Linked DNA regions of Homo sapiens: all the other regions are linked to region 1. Evidence: chromatin loops called from intact Hi-C (ENCODE). Cell type or tissue: B cell. All regions are shown on one strand.

Region 1 (5,000 bases):
AGCCCCCCGTCTGTTCACCTGTAAAACCAAGGTTTGTTATCAGGTCATGTCTAAGATCCTTCCCAGTTAAACATTCTAGAATGCCAAAAATAAGCCTATTTGTTCTTTCTTTGAAAAATGAAGAAAAATGGCAAAAAAAAAAAAAAGTTGTCAAATTGTGAACGTTTATCTAACACAGAGAACTATACCAGGAGCAGGTTTTCTTTTTTGTTTCCTGTTTTACCCTATTCTTCCATACTAATTAGACATCATATAAATCCCACATATAAATCCAACACATCTCATAGCATCTTGGGAAATAAAAATAAAATATCTTTTGGAACTGAACTTCTCAACTTTAATATGCATGTGACAATCTTTTTTTTGAGATAGGGTCTCACTTTGTGGCCCAGCTGGAATACCGTGGTGCAAACACGGTTCACTGCAGCCTTGACCTCCCAAATTCAAGTGAGCCTCCCACTTCAGCCCCCTAAGTATCTGGGACTACAGGTGTGTATCACCATGCCTGCCTAATTTTTGCATTTTTTGTAGAGATGAGGTTTCACCATGTTGCCTAGGCTGGTCTCAAACTTCTGACATCAAGCAATCTGCCCACCCTGGCCTCCCAAAGTGTTGGGATTACAGCTGTGAGCCACTGCACCCGGCAAATAATCTTTTTAAAACAGATTGTGATTCCGCAGGTCTGAGGTGGCGTCTGAGATTCTGCATTCCTAATAGGCTTCCAGGTGATACAAAGGCTGCCAGACCTTGGAACATACTTTGAGTAGCAAGGTATTAGAAGAATACGGACATAGTATCTGTTTGAGTAACCTAATTAATGTTGATACCTAAGTTTTCAGTACTTTACATAACCAAATAAATTAGTCTTATGGCACTGATTTGAGGAATATAATCTTATCGATTCCCAAGAGAATATACTAAGAAAACAGTTCAAAAAATCAAGTTTAATTAATATTTTAGTTCCTCAAGATCCTATTTGCAAGGAAAAACAGAAAAACAGAAAATCAGAAAGATACAGCATCATGAATTGTTAAGGACAATTTTCACACCCTATAGTCAATGAGCAAAATATATTGCAGAAATGCACTTTCAAAAAATTAAAACAGGCTGGGCAACATAGTGAAAACCTGTCTCTCATTAAAAAAAATTTTTTTAGCTGGGCCTAGTGATGTGCACTTGCAGTCCCAGCTACTCAGGAATCTGTGGTGGGAGGACCACCTGAGCCTGGGGAGGTCCAGCCTGCAATGAGCTGTGATTATGCCACTGCACTCCACCCTGGGCAGCAGAGTGAGACCCTGGCTCAAAAATAAAAGCTACACAAAAAAATAATTAAAACATTGTATACTAACACCACCATTTTATGCCTACAACAAATCAGATTATTCTTACCCAACAAAAGCAAACAAAAAATTTAACGTGTTGTTTTTTGACAGAAAACTTCTGAGAGGTTCAGCAAATTGAGAGTAAATGAGTGTACACAGGAAGGAGCCACAGCTCTGCCAAGAACATGGCCTAACACAAACACTGCAAAGATAAATTTCAATAAGTCTTACAAAATAGAAACAAAGGCAAAAATGTAAAAGAGATTTATACAAACTCAACTGGTCAGAGGGAACAGTTTAATGAGATGGAGTGCCTCCTTATCATGCAGTATTTGGTCAGTGGAGGGAGCACTTTGACTGCAGAGGTTCCAAATTAACAGCTCTATCTCCTAATCATTATGCTTCCATCCATCTTCTTCCTCTTTTAACTGTACCTACCTGTGTATGTGCATACACACAATTTAACATAAGCTTTATTTATTTTTGTGCGTGTGCGTGTGTATGTTTTTGAGACAGAGTTTTGCTCTTGTCACCCATGCTGGAGTGCAATGTCGCAATCTCGGCTCACTGCAACCTCCACCTCCCAGGTTCAAGCAATTCTCCTGCCTCGGCCTCCCAAGTAGCTGGGATTACAAGCATGGGCCACCACACCCAGCTAATTTTTTTGTATTTTTAGTAGAGATGGGGTTTCGCCATACTGGCCAGGCTGGTCTTAAACTCCTGGCCTCAAGTGATCCGCCCGCCCCAGCCTCCCAAAATGCTGGGATTACAGGGGTGAGTCACTGTGCCCAGCCAACATAAGCTTTATTGGAATACAAAAGAAATGTATGCTCATCATAGAAAATCAGAAAGATACAGGAAAACCCAAAAGATGGAAAAAATATAATGTCCCCTATGAAATCTCACTACTCAGAGAAAGTTATTCATATTCTGGTGTATAGCCTCAAAGCCACTTTTCTAGAATTATAGAGATAAGTGGTAAACATTATTCCACATTTTAAAAATTATTTTAAAAAATTTTTTGTAAAGATGGAATCTTGCTATGTTGCCCAGGCTGGTCTTGAACTCCTGGGTTAGACAGGAAGCTGTCGGGGAGGTTTGCTTGAGCCCGGGAGACAGAGGTTACAGTGAGCCGAGATCCCACCACTGCACTCCAGCAGGGGGCGACAGAGCAAGACCCTGTCTCACAAAAAAATTATAAAAATATAAAAAACCAAAACTACAATGTACACTTATGAAAGAACAACAGTAAGAAAGGGAAATTACATTTTAGTATAAATACATAAAATTTTGATTCATACCCACTGAAAATGTTTCAAGGACACCTAGGGGTCCTCAGACCACACTTTGAAAACAATGCTCTATACTGTAGTGCCTCTTCAGTTAGGGCACGCTATACAAATATTTACAAGGCATGGTCTCAGGAACATACTTAACCTAAAAAATATCCTAATGATTTTGCTAAATCACCCATTCAACAATTATTAAGTGCTTACAATACACGAAGTATTCTTATACACAAGGCAGAGAATCAAAGAGGAAAAAAAAAATCCTCCTTGTGGCACTTACATTCTACGAAGAGACAGCCACAACCAATAAACAAATGAACTATCTATTCTGCAAATAAGTGGTATGAAGGAAAATAAAAGCAAGGTTTTACAAAATAGGATGGTCAGGGAGTGCGCCTAACTAAAAAAGTAACTTTTTTTTTTTTTTAAGAGACATGGTCTTGCTCTGTCACCCAGGCTGGAGTGCAGTGGCACAGTCATAGCTCACTGCCACCTCAAATTCTTGGGCTCAACTGATCCTCCCCACTCAGCCTCCTGTGTAGCTGGTACTACAAGCACATGCCATCATGCCTGGCTAATTTGTTGTTGTTGTTGTTGTTGTTGCTGTTTCACAGAGACAGCATCTCACCATGATGCCCGACTAGCCTTGAACTCCTGGCTTCAAGTGATCCTCCCCATTCGGCCTCCCAAAGCGCTGGGATTATAGGTGTGAGCCACCATAACAGGCCCAAAAGTAACATCTGATCAAAAATCTCAAGGTGATGCGGGAACAAGCCATGAGGCTACTCAGGGAAACGTGCTCTAAATAGAAGGAATAACAAGTACAAAAGCCCTGATATGCGAGCTAAGGTGCTCAGGGACAACAAACAAAGCCAATATGGTTGGGGTAAAACAAGCAAGGGAGAGAAGAGAAGCAGATAAAATAAGAGTTACAAAGCAGTTCATGTGGGACTTTGTAGACGAGTATAAGGACTGTGGCTTTTTCAGTGAATGAGAATAACTGGCAGGTTCTGAGCAAGGAGGGATATGACCTGATTAATTTTAAATGGATAATGTAATCGTGTTTAAACTCAAAAAGCTGAATTAAACACCTGTTCCATCTCTTACTGTGTGTCCTTAAGCTTTTGAACCTCAGTTTCCTCTGTAAATTGTGAAGATACAGACACTGCAAAAAGTTGTTGTGAAAATCAAACAATATACCTAAGGCTAAGGGGATTATGAGCAGTGGCTCACACCTGTAATCCTAATACCTTGGGAGGCAGAGGTGGGAGGACTGCTTGAGCTCAGGAGTTTGAGACCAGCTTGGGCAACACACCAAGATCTCATTCCCACAAAAAATAAAAAACTTATTGGGGCAGGGGAGGAGAAAAAAAATACTGGGGTGCAGCGGTACACGCCTGTGGTCCAGCTACTCGGGAGGCTGAGATGGGAGGATTGCTTGAGCCAGGAAGGTTGAGTCTGCAGTGAACCATGATCACACTACTGCACTCTAGCCTAGATGACAGAGCAAGACCTCGCCTCAAAGATACACACACACACACACACACACACACAAATACTTTTAAATTATGACAGACTATAAAAATTTCACTACTGAGTTTGTTTGCACTATGTAGTTGTCACATAGTCCTCTTTTCTAGGCCCTCTATACTCACCATACTGCCACCATCAGCCATTTATGCGACTTTGCCATGAGATTAATGCCCCAGACCTCTGATACCATGAGCTCAGCCTGATACTGCCCTTTAGCTTGACGAGTGCAAGGCAAAGAAAGTGGAGTTTTTTTTTTTTGTCATTGATGGCAGAGTGGTTTTTTAGCATTATTTTCCTTGTCGTTATAAAGAAAATCTTTTTAAAAAATAATGCATGTGGGCCAGGCGCAGTGGCTCACGTCTGTAATCCCAGCACTTTGGGAGGCTGAGGTGGGCAGATCACGAAGTTAGGAGATCGAGACTATCCTGGCTAACACAGTGAAACCCTGTCTCTACTAAAAATACAAAAAAAATTAGCCGGGCATGGTGGTGGGCGCCTGTAGTCCCAGCTACTTGGGAGGCTGAGGCAGGAGAATGGAGTGAACCCAGGAGGTGGAGCTTGCAGTGAGCCGAGATCGCATCACTGCACTCCAGCCTGGGTGACAGAGCAAGACTCCATCTTAAAAAAAAAAAAAAAAAAGCATGTGGTAATCATAAAAGTGAAGTTCCAAAAAAACAAGACTTTATGAGTCTCGTCTTTATTTAATTTGGCACTGTTTTAATAAAGCTAAAACTGTAGTTCTTGGTCTTGACAGCTTGCCTCATCCAAAAAGAAACAAAAAGGAGGAAAAAAAAAGATGCAGACTGACAAATGAATTCAAATTTCTTTGATCCGCGTCCTAACTCTAAGGGGACTT
Region 2 (5,000 bases), 240 kb after region 1:
TGGGACTACAGGCACCTGCCACCACACCCGGCCAATTTTTGTATTTTTAATAGAGATGGAGTTTTACCGTGTTGGCCAGATTGTTTTCAAACTCCTGACCTCCAGTGCTGGGATTACAGGCGTGAGCCACCGCACTCGGCGGAAAGAGATTCTTAGTAAAGGTCAACCAAATACTAAAAAAGAATCCAATTTATTTTCTTTCATTGACTGTATGCTGAATCTACCTTTGATCTTTGGAGAAAAGAGAAATAGTGCTGGCAAACTTCTGAACTTATTTGCTAAGTTGCTTGTTAAGCTAAACAATCACAACCATCGAGTGGCTATATTTTTAACCTGGGGTCCTTTGGCATATAATATGTATCGAGAGTAATAGGCTTACCTCTTCTAGGAAGACAGCATGCTGTTGTGGAAAAAAGGATGGCATTTGAAATTAGAAGACCTGTTTGGTCCTGCTCTGTCAGTTACTGGCTGTTTGACTATGAATGAGTCATTTAACAATTTGGAACCTGTCTCCACACCTATAAAATGGAGATATCACCTGCCCACTGCATCTCAGAGGTCTGCAGCACCAAATAAGAGGGTGGATGCCAGATTGTTTTATGAACTACAAAGAAATATACAAAGATTAATAATCAGTGTTTATATCTGTATGCTACAGCTTTAGCCAGTCACTGGCACAAATGTACTCAGTAAGTGTTCGTAAAATAAATTAATATCTCAAATGCTCCTGGAATATAGACCAATGAGAGCTCTAGTCAGCTATAACCAGGAAGCCTCAATAGTTACCACATTTATTTCAGATGATATGGGCCAATTGTGGTGGCTCATGCCTGTAACCCCAGCACTTTGGGAGGCCAAGGCGGGTGGATCACTTGAGGTCACATGTTCGAGACGAGTCTGACCAACCTGGTGAAACCCCGCCGTCTCTACTAAAAAAAAAAATACAAAATTAGCTGGGCGTGGCGGCGCGTGCCTGTAATCCCAACTACTTGGGAGGCTGAGGCAGGAGAATTGCTTGAACCTGGGAGGCAGACGTTGCAGTAATCTGAGACCGTGCCATTGCACTCCAGGCTGAGCAACAAGAGCGAAACTGTCTCAAAAGAAAAAAAAATACAGATGATGTGGAAAGACGTTTTACCTGTTTACATTAACAACACTTGTTTAGTGAGGATTTGATTTTTAAATTCATGGGTTGTCAAAATGCTTTTTACCTCCTGCTCTGACTTTTAATCATTTTTCTGCCTGTTGGCACTTCCACCAATGGTGAACAGGAACGAGGGAGTTTTAACAAACTGTGGATCATTCTATTTTGTATGTTTCTTTTCTTTCTTTTCTTTTTTTTTTTTAGACAGGGTCTCACTTTGTTGCCCAGGCTGGAGTGTGCAGTGGTGCAATCTCAGCTCACTGCAGCCTTGGCCTCTGAGGCTTGAGCAATCCTCCTGCCTCGGCCCCACAATTAGCTGGGACCACAGGCACACACCACCATGCCTGTATTTTTTGTAGAGGCAGGGTCTTGCCATGTTGCCTAGACTTGTCTCGAACTGCTGAGCTTAAGTGATCTCTCTGCCTTGGTCTCCCAAATTGCTGGGATCACAGGTGTGAGCCACCGTGCCCGGCTGCCTAATTTTGCAGGTTTCTGTTAGCTCCAATAAAGGCCATAAAGAGGTGGATACTACTGGCCAAAAACTGTAACTTTTGTGTCTCGCACTTCAATACCTGTTGATATGGAGAGGTACTTGGCTTCATTCTTTGGCCAAAAAAGATGATAAATGATAGATGACAAATTAAAAGTTTGGGCATACGCTTGGGGAAAGAAAAAAGTAAAACAATACAATTTCAGCAAAGTACTACCAACTCCACTCTTTGCTTTAATACATATAAAAAGGTGCTTCAAGGTAGTGTTCCACTAAGTTCAAGCCACAGCTCCTATTCAGATTGTTTATGAGATCTAAAAATGCTTCCTTTTTTTTTTTTTTTTTTTTTTGAGACGGAGTCTTGTTCTGTTGCCCAGGCTGGAGTGCAGTGGTGTGATCTTGGCTCACTGCAACCTCTGCCTCCCAGGTTCAAGCGATTCTCCTGTCTCAGCCTCCTGAGTAGCTGGGATTACAGACACAAACCCCCACGCCTGGCTGATTTTTGTATTTTTAGTAGAGATGGGGTTTCACCATGTTGGTCAGGCTGGTCTCGAACTCCTCGTGATCCGCCCGCCTTGGCCTCCCAAAGTGCTGGGATTACAGGTGTGAGCCACAGCACCCGGCCTAAAAATGCTTCTTTTTCTGGTTTAATTGGGAACAAATTTCACTAGGCATCTCTGACAGCAGTGATTTATAATGATTTATAATAAGAAGCTGACTGCAATGCCCTCTGGTGGTTTAAAGCTTTCTTCATATCTATAACTGCAAAGTTAAAAACAAATGCAGCCATTTTCTATCAAATGGGAGTTTATTTATGAATGAAAACATCAACAAAGATAATCCATAAAATTTCCTTTTGATTTCCATGACTATCATCATAATAATAAAGCATTTCTACAGATGCACTTTGCCTAACATAACTCCATGGTTCAAGGGGTTAATAAAATAATTTAGCCTGTAATCCCAGCCTCTCAGGAGACTGAGGCAGGAGGGTCACTTGAGCCCAGGAGTTTGAAGCTGCAGTGAGCTATGACCATGCCACTGTACTCAGCCCGGGGAAATAAAGCAAGACGCAGTCTCCTAAAAACAAAAAAAAAAAAGAGATTTGGCCGGTCGCGGTGGCTTACACCTGTAATCCCGGCACTTTGGGAGGCCGAGGCGGGCGGATCACGAAGTCAGGAGATTGAGACCATCCTGGCTAACACGGTGAAATCCCCTCTCTACTAAAAATACACAAAATTAGCCAGGCGTGGTGGCGGGTGCCTGTAGTCCCAGCTACTCGGGAGGCTGAGGCAGGATAATGGCGTGAACCCAGGAGGCGGAGCTTGCAGTGAGCCGAGATAGCGCCACTGCACTCCAGCCTGGGCAACAAAGCGAGACTCCGTCTCAAAAAAATAATAATAAAAAAATTAAAATATAAATATGTTATATATATTTACTATATATAACATATGTAAATATATTTAACATGTATAACATATATTAAATATATATAAAATATATATCTAAAAACAGTGAAGACTTAAGGTGAAGGATAATTTATATATTATCCTTATATATGTATTTAATACATTTATATATAAATGTGTGTATATAATTTATATATACATATTATATATATATTATATATATATATATATATATTTTTTTTTTTTGAGGCAGTATCTTGCTTTGTCACCCAGGCTGGAGGGTGGTGACATGATCATGGCTCACTGCAGCTTCCACCTCCTGGCTCCTGGGCTCAAGCAATCCTTCCATCTCAGCCTTCCGAGTAGCTGGAATTGCAGGTGTGCACCGCCATGCCCAGATAATTTTTTCTAGAGATGAGGTCTTGCTATGTTGCCTAGGCTGGTCAAACTCCTGGGCTCAGGCGGTCCTTCTGCCTTGGCCTCCCAAAGTGCTGGGACTATAGGCATGAGCTACTGCACCCAATCTTTTATAATTTTTAATACACTAACAAATGCAAAATAAAGAACTCAAAAACTCAACTAGTTTCTTTTTTTTTTTTTTTTTGAGATAGAGTCTCACTGTCACCCAGGCTGGAGTGCAATGGCGTGATCTCGGCTCACTGCAACCTCCACCTCTTGGGTTCAAGCAGTATTCTCCCACCTCAGCTTTCCAAGTAGCAGGCAAAAACAACAAAAAACAGACAGGTTGGACTTCATGAAAATTTAAAAATGCGTACATCAAAAGACACTATCAACAGAGTAAAAAGGCAACCCACAGAATGGGAGAAAATATTTGCAAATCATACGTCTGATAAGAGATTAATATCTAGAATATATAGAGAATTCCTAAAACTCAACAACAAAAAAACACTTGATTCAAAAACAGGCAAATAACTTTTTTTTTTTAAATTCTGAGTTGGCTCACTAGGGAGTAGGCAAGTGACTTGGATAGACATTTCCCCAAAGAAGATATACAAATGGCCAATAAGCAAATGAAGAGATACTCATTATCACTAATCATTAGGGAAATGCAAATCAAAACGACAATGAGATACCACCGCACACCCCGTTACGATGGCTACTATCAAAAAAGCAGAAAATAATAAGCGTTGATGAGGATGTGGAGAAATTGGAACCCTTGTGCACTGTTGGTGGGAGCGTAAAATGGTGCAGCTGCCATGGAAGAGTACGGTGATTCCTCAAAAAATTAAAAATAGAGCTGGGCACAGTGGCTCATGCCTGTAATCCCAGCACTTTGGGAGGCTGAGGTGGGTGGATCACCTGAGGTCAGGAGTTTGAGACCAGCCTGGCCAACATGGTGAAACCTTGTCTCTACTAAAAATACAAAAATTAGCCAGGTGTGGTGGCGGGCACCTGTAATCCCAGCTACTTGGGAGGCTGAGGCAGGAGAATTGCTGGAACAAGGGAGGTGGAGGCTGCAGTGAGCTGAGATCGCGCCATTGCACTCCAGCCTGGGTGACAGAGCAAGACTCTGTCTCAGATAAAAAAAAAAATTAAAGATAGAATTACCATATGATCCAGCAAATTTACTTCTGGGTATGTATCCAAAAGAATTAAAAGCAAGGTTTCAAAGAGATATTTGTATACCCATGTGCACAGCAGCATTATTCACAATAGCTAAAATGTGGAAGCAACCCAAATGTCGATAGAGAAGCAAAATGTGATATATACATACAATGGAATATTATTCGACCTCAAAAAGGAAGGAAATTCTGACCTATGCTACAACATAGGTGAACCTCAAGAACATTATGCTGAGTGAAATAAGCCAGTCACAGTTAGACAATTACTGTGTGATTCCACTTAGATGAGGTACTTACGGTAGTCAAAATCATAGAGACAGAAACGAGAATGGTGGCTGCCAGAGGACAGGGGAAGGTGGGGAGTGGGGAATTAG
Region 3 (5,000 bases), 370 kb after region 1:
GTTGTAGCATTTTTCAGAATGACATTCCTCTATGGCTGAATGGTATTCCATTGTATGTATAGACAATGTTTCCTTCATCTTTTTTTTTTTTTTTTTTTTTTGAGACGGAGTTTCGCTGTTGCCCAGGCTGGAGTGCAGTGGCGCAATCTCGGCTCACTGCAGGCTCCGCCGGGTTCACGCCATTCTCCTGCCTCAGCCTCCTGAGTAGCTGGGACTACAGGCACCCGCCATCACGCCCGGCTAATTTTTTTGTATTTTTAGTAGAGATGGGGTTTCACTGTGTTAGCCAGGATGGTCTCGATCTCCTGACCTCGTGATCTGCCCACCTCGGCCTCCCAAAGTGCTGGGATAACAGGCGTAATCCACCGTGCCCGGCCTCCTTCATCTTTTCATCTGTCATTGGACACTTGGGTTGTTTCCATCTTTTGGGCTATGGTGACTAATGCTGCTATGTACCTGGGTTTACAAATAATTATTCAGGTCCCTGCTTTCAGTTCTTTGGGGTATATACCCAGAAGTAGAATTGTTAGATCTGTGGTGAGTCTGTGTTGTTTTTTTTTTTCTTTTTTTGAGACAGAGTCTCCATTTGTTCCCAGGCTGGAGTGCAGCAGCACCATCTTAGCTCCCTGCAGCCTCGAACTCCTGGGCTCATGTGATCTTCCCACCTCAGCCTCCTGATTATACATTTAATTTTTTGAGAAACCACCATATAGTTTTCCACAGCAAATGGACCATTTCACATTTCTACCAGCAATGCACAAGGGTTCCAGTTTTTCTACATTCTTGCCAATCGATACTTGTTATTTTCTGCCTTTTGAGTACTAGCCATCTTAATGAGTGTGAAATGACATCTCATAGTTTTTATTTGCATTTCATTAACAGCTAGTGATGTTCAGCATATTTTCATGTGTTTATTGGTTATTTGTATATCTTATTTGGAGAAATACCTGTTCAGTTCCTTTGCCCATTTTTTAAATTGGGCTGGATTTTTTTGTTGTTGAGTTGTGGGAATTCCTTATATGTTTTTGATATTAACTCTTAATCCGGTATATGGTTTGCAAATATTCTCCCATTATGAGGGTTGGCTTTTTACTATTCATAGCGTCCTTTAATGCTCAAAATGTTTTAATTTTTATAAAGTCCAGTTTTTTTGTTGTTGTTAACTGTGCTTTTGGTGTCATATCCAAGAAAATATTACCAAATCCAGTGTCATAAAGGTATTCCCCTATGTTTTCTTCTAAGAGTTTTATGTTTTATGTTTAGGTCTTTGACCCATTTTTTTTTTTTTTTTTTTTTTTTTTTTTTTTTTTTTTTGAGACGGAGTCTCGCTCTGTCGCCCAGGTCGGACTGCGGACTGCAGTGGCGCAATCTCGGCTCACTGCAAGCTCCGCTTCCCGGGTTCACGCCATTCTCCTGCCTCAGCCTCCCGAGTAGCTGGGACTACAGGCGCCCGCCACCGCGCCCGGCTAATTTTTTGTATTTTTAGTAGAGACGGGGTTTCACCTTGTTAGCCAGGATGGTCTTGATCTCCTGACCTCATGATCCACCCGCCTCGGCCTCCCAAAGTGCTGGGATTACAGGCGTGAGCCACCGCGCCCGGCCGACCCATTTTGAGTTAATATTTATATATGGTATAAACTAAGGGTCTAACCTTATTCTTTTTCATGCCCCATTTCTTTCTTGATTTTATTTCTTTTATAAAGTCCTAAACTTACTATCTTTTTATTATCCAGGAAGTTGGGATAAAAGATCTTAAACTGCCTTTTTACATCTTCCTGAGATCTAACAGCAAAGTCACATATGAAGTTCATGCTGGTGGATGCCTTTTATCACAGTATCATTCATAACCTGGGTGAGGGGTATCCCATAATGGAGTTCATTTATGTCCTCATACAACCAGAACCGTACTGTCTGCATCCACAGCATTTCTGTAGCTTCAGGAGGCACTGACTATGTGATGAGGGAGGGGCAGGACAGTTGCCCATATCTAGATACATATGATAGGCCCCTCCCTTCATCCATTTTAATAAACTAGGGGTTTCCCTGCAAACCTTTCTCACTCAGCAATATTCAAAATGAGAGATACTGTTCTTTGATCTAAAATTCTCAGGAACCATTTTTAAAGAGTTCCTCAGGGTATTGCATGTAATAGTCTAGAAAATGGCTCATTTTCTTCACTGAATAGCCCCTTATGTCCATGGTTTTTTACCCATCGCTGTCAACTTGCCACTCGAATTATTTTAGCTGTGGTTGGTCTCAGCTGACTCATCAAAAAAATGATAGTAGCCCAGTTTCTTTGGGTTAGAGCTCCATCTGTTGATCAAAAAGAAGCTCATCTAAAAGAGATTCTGAGCTTACTTTCAGCCAGCACTGAAGGCACTAACCAAACTATTGAATATTTAGCAGACCTACCAGCGATTCAGAATTCCCTCCCAATCCATTTTGCTAGCTCGTGAAGTTCAGGGTCTATCATTTCCACATTCCATGATTTCAAAGCATGTGCCATATCAAACCAAGGATGAATTTTTTTAAAAATGAGTCAGTTCTGCTGGGACAGATGGATATCCATATGCAAAAGAATGAAGTTGTGCCCGGGCACAGTGGCTCACACCTGTAATCCCAGCATTTTGGGAGGCCAAGGTAGGTGGATCACGAGGTCAAGAGATAAGACCATCCTGGCCAACATGGTGATACCTCATCTCTACTAAAAATACAAAAATTAGCTGGATGTGGTGGTGGGCGCCTGTAATCCCAGCTACTTGGGAGGCTGAGACAGGAGAATTGCTTGAACCTGGGAGGTGGAGGTTGCAGTGAGCGGAGATCACGCTACTGCACTCCAGCCTGGTGACAGAGCGAGACTCTATCTCAAAAAAAAAAAAAAAAAAAAGGAATGAAGTTGTACCCCTACTTCACACCTTATCTAAAAATTAACTTAATTAGCCAGGTGTGGTGGCATATGCCTGTAATCCCGAATACTCGGGAGGCAGTCTCCCTTTGTTCCCAGGCTGCACTGTGGTGATAGGAGAATCACTTGAACCTAGGAGGCGGAGATTGCAGTGAGCCAAGATTACACCACTGCATTCCAGCCTGGGCAACAGAGCAAGACTCTATCTCACAAATTAAATAAATACATAAATAAAATGGATCAGTGACCTAAACTTAAGAGCTCAAATTATAAAACTATTAGGAAAAAACATAAGGGTGAATCTTCATGACCTTAGATTTGCCAAAGGATTCTTAAAGATGATACCGAAAGCACAGGCAACAAAAGAAAAAGTAGATAAATTAGAATTTATCAATGTTTAAAACTTCTCTACATCAAAGGGTACTTTTCTCACACTGAGAAACAGCCTTAGGAAAAAAAAAAAAAAAGGCCGGGTACGGTGACCCACGCCTATAATCCCAGTACTTTGGGAGGCTGAGGCCGGTGGATCACCTGAAGTCAGGAGTTCAAGACCAGCCTGGCCAACATAGTGAAACCCCGTCTCTATTAAAAATACAAAAAATTAGCCAGGCATGGTGGCGGGTGCCTGTAATCCCAGCTACTGGGGAGGCTGAGGCAGGAGAATTGCTTGAACCTGGTAGGTGGAGGTTGTCATGAACCGAGATCGCACCACTGCATTCCAGCCTGGGCAACAGAGCAAGACTCTGTCTCAAAAAAAAAATAATTAAACTTAATTTAAGAATAAATTAAAAGGCTAAGTGCAGTGGCTCATGCCTGTAATCCCAACACTTTGAGAGGCCAAGGTGGATGGATCTTTTGAGCCCAGGAATTTGAGACCAGCCTGGGCAACATGGCAAAACCCCATCTCTATGAAAAATACAAAAATAAGTTAGCTGGGTGTGGTGGCATGTTCCTGTAATTTCAGCTACTCACGAGGCTGAGGTGGGAGGATCACCAGAGCCTGGGTGGCAGAGGCTTCAGTGAGCCAAGATCACAGCACTGCACTTCAGCTTGGGTAACAGAGTGAGACCCTGTCTCAAAACAATAATGATCTTAAAAAATAATAAAAAACAAAGGGAATGGGTGTGGTGGCTCATACCTGTAATCCTTGCATTTTGGGAGGCCAAGGCAAGGAAGATCAGTTGAACTCAGGAGTTCAAGAGCAGCCTGGGCAACATAGTGAGACCTCCTCTCTTTTTATTAAAAAAAAAGAATTTAAAATAAAAAACTTTAAAAAATTGTTTAAAAGGACACTATCAAGAAAGTGAAAAAACGGAATGAGAGAAAATATTTGCAAATCATATATCTGATAAGGTTCTAGTATCTAGAATATTTAAAGAACTTTTTTTTTTTTTGAGATGGAGTTTCACTCTTCTCTCACCCAGGCTGGAGTGCAATGGCCCAATCTCTGCTCACCGCAACCTCCACCTCCCAGGTTCAAGCAATTCTCTTGCCTCAGCCTCCCAAGTAGCTGGGAATACAGGCATGCACCACCACGCCCGGCTAATTTTTGTATATTTAGTAGAGATGGGGTTTCTCCATGTTGGTCAGGCTGGTCTCTAACTCCCGAACTCAGGTGATCCACCCGCCTCAGCCTCCCAAAGTGCTGGAATTACAGGCGTGAGCCACCACGCCGGGCCTATTTAAAGAACTCTTACAGTTCAACAACAGGCCAGGGACAGTGGCTCATGCCTGTAGGCCCAGCTACTTGAGAGGCGGAGCTACTTGCGCTACCACGCCTGGCTAATTTTTGTATTTTTTGTGAAGACTGGGTTTCACCATGTTGCCAAGGCTGGTTTCGAACTGCTGGACTCAAGCAATCCACCCACCAAAGTGCTGGGACTACAGGCGTGAGCCACTGCGCCCGGCTATATGACTCCATTTATATGAAATATGCGGAATAGGTAAACCCGTAGAGACAAAAAGCAGATTAGAGGATATCAGGGAATAGGGTGAGAGGAGAATGGGAATTAACTGCTTAATGGGTAAGGGATTTTCTTTTCTGGTGATGAAAATGTTTGGGAACTAGAGAGAGGTGGTGGTTGCAAAACATTGT

The links. A loop is a pair of places that touch in the nucleus more often than their neighbours do. Peaks named below come from ENCODE experiments on the same cell type or tissue, not always from the same donor. Only the 100,000 strongest peaks of a DNase experiment are listed, where the experiment ranks them.
Region 2: it touches region 1 in a loop (2.5-fold over the local background); 8 of 110 quality-filtered maps call a loop at or near these places.
Region 3: it touches region 1 in a loop (4-fold over the local background); 5 of 110 quality-filtered maps call a loop at or near these places.

What each region holds. Positions count from the first base shown.
Region 1 is chr22:40,522,994-40,527,993 of GRCh38, forward strand. All of the region lies in intron 3 of MRTFA (myocardin related transcription factor A), which reads right to left. MRTFA-AS1 (MRTFA antisense RNA 1) reads left to right here. Exons shown (of 4, transcript NR_109965.1): 2 at 373-447; 3 at 532-725; 4 at 3,226-3,714. Among named protein-coding and RNA genes, the nearest start is that of MRTFA-AS1, 3.7 kb to the left of the region's middle. In B cell, CTCF peaks have their summits at 2,493 (motif pointing right) and 2,693; DNase peaks (open chromatin) are centred at 1,690 and 2,468.
Region 2 is chr22:40,758,090-40,763,089 of GRCh38, forward strand. No RefSeq gene overlaps it. Among named protein-coding and RNA genes, the nearest start is that of MIR4766, 53 kb to the right of the region's middle. In B cell, CTCF peaks have their summits at 2,361 (motif pointing left) and 2,569; a DNase peak (open chromatin) is centred at 2,352; H3K4me3 peaks cover 618 bases; H3K27ac peaks cover 378 bases.
Region 3 is chr22:40,896,951-40,901,950 of GRCh38, forward strand. The region is part of intron 4 of XPNPEP3 (X-prolyl aminopeptidase 3); the gene reads left to right. Among named protein-coding and RNA genes, the nearest start is that of DNAJB7, 37 kb to the left of the region's middle. In B cell, CTCF peaks have their summits at 2,290 and 2,491; a DNase peak (open chromatin) is centred at 2,301.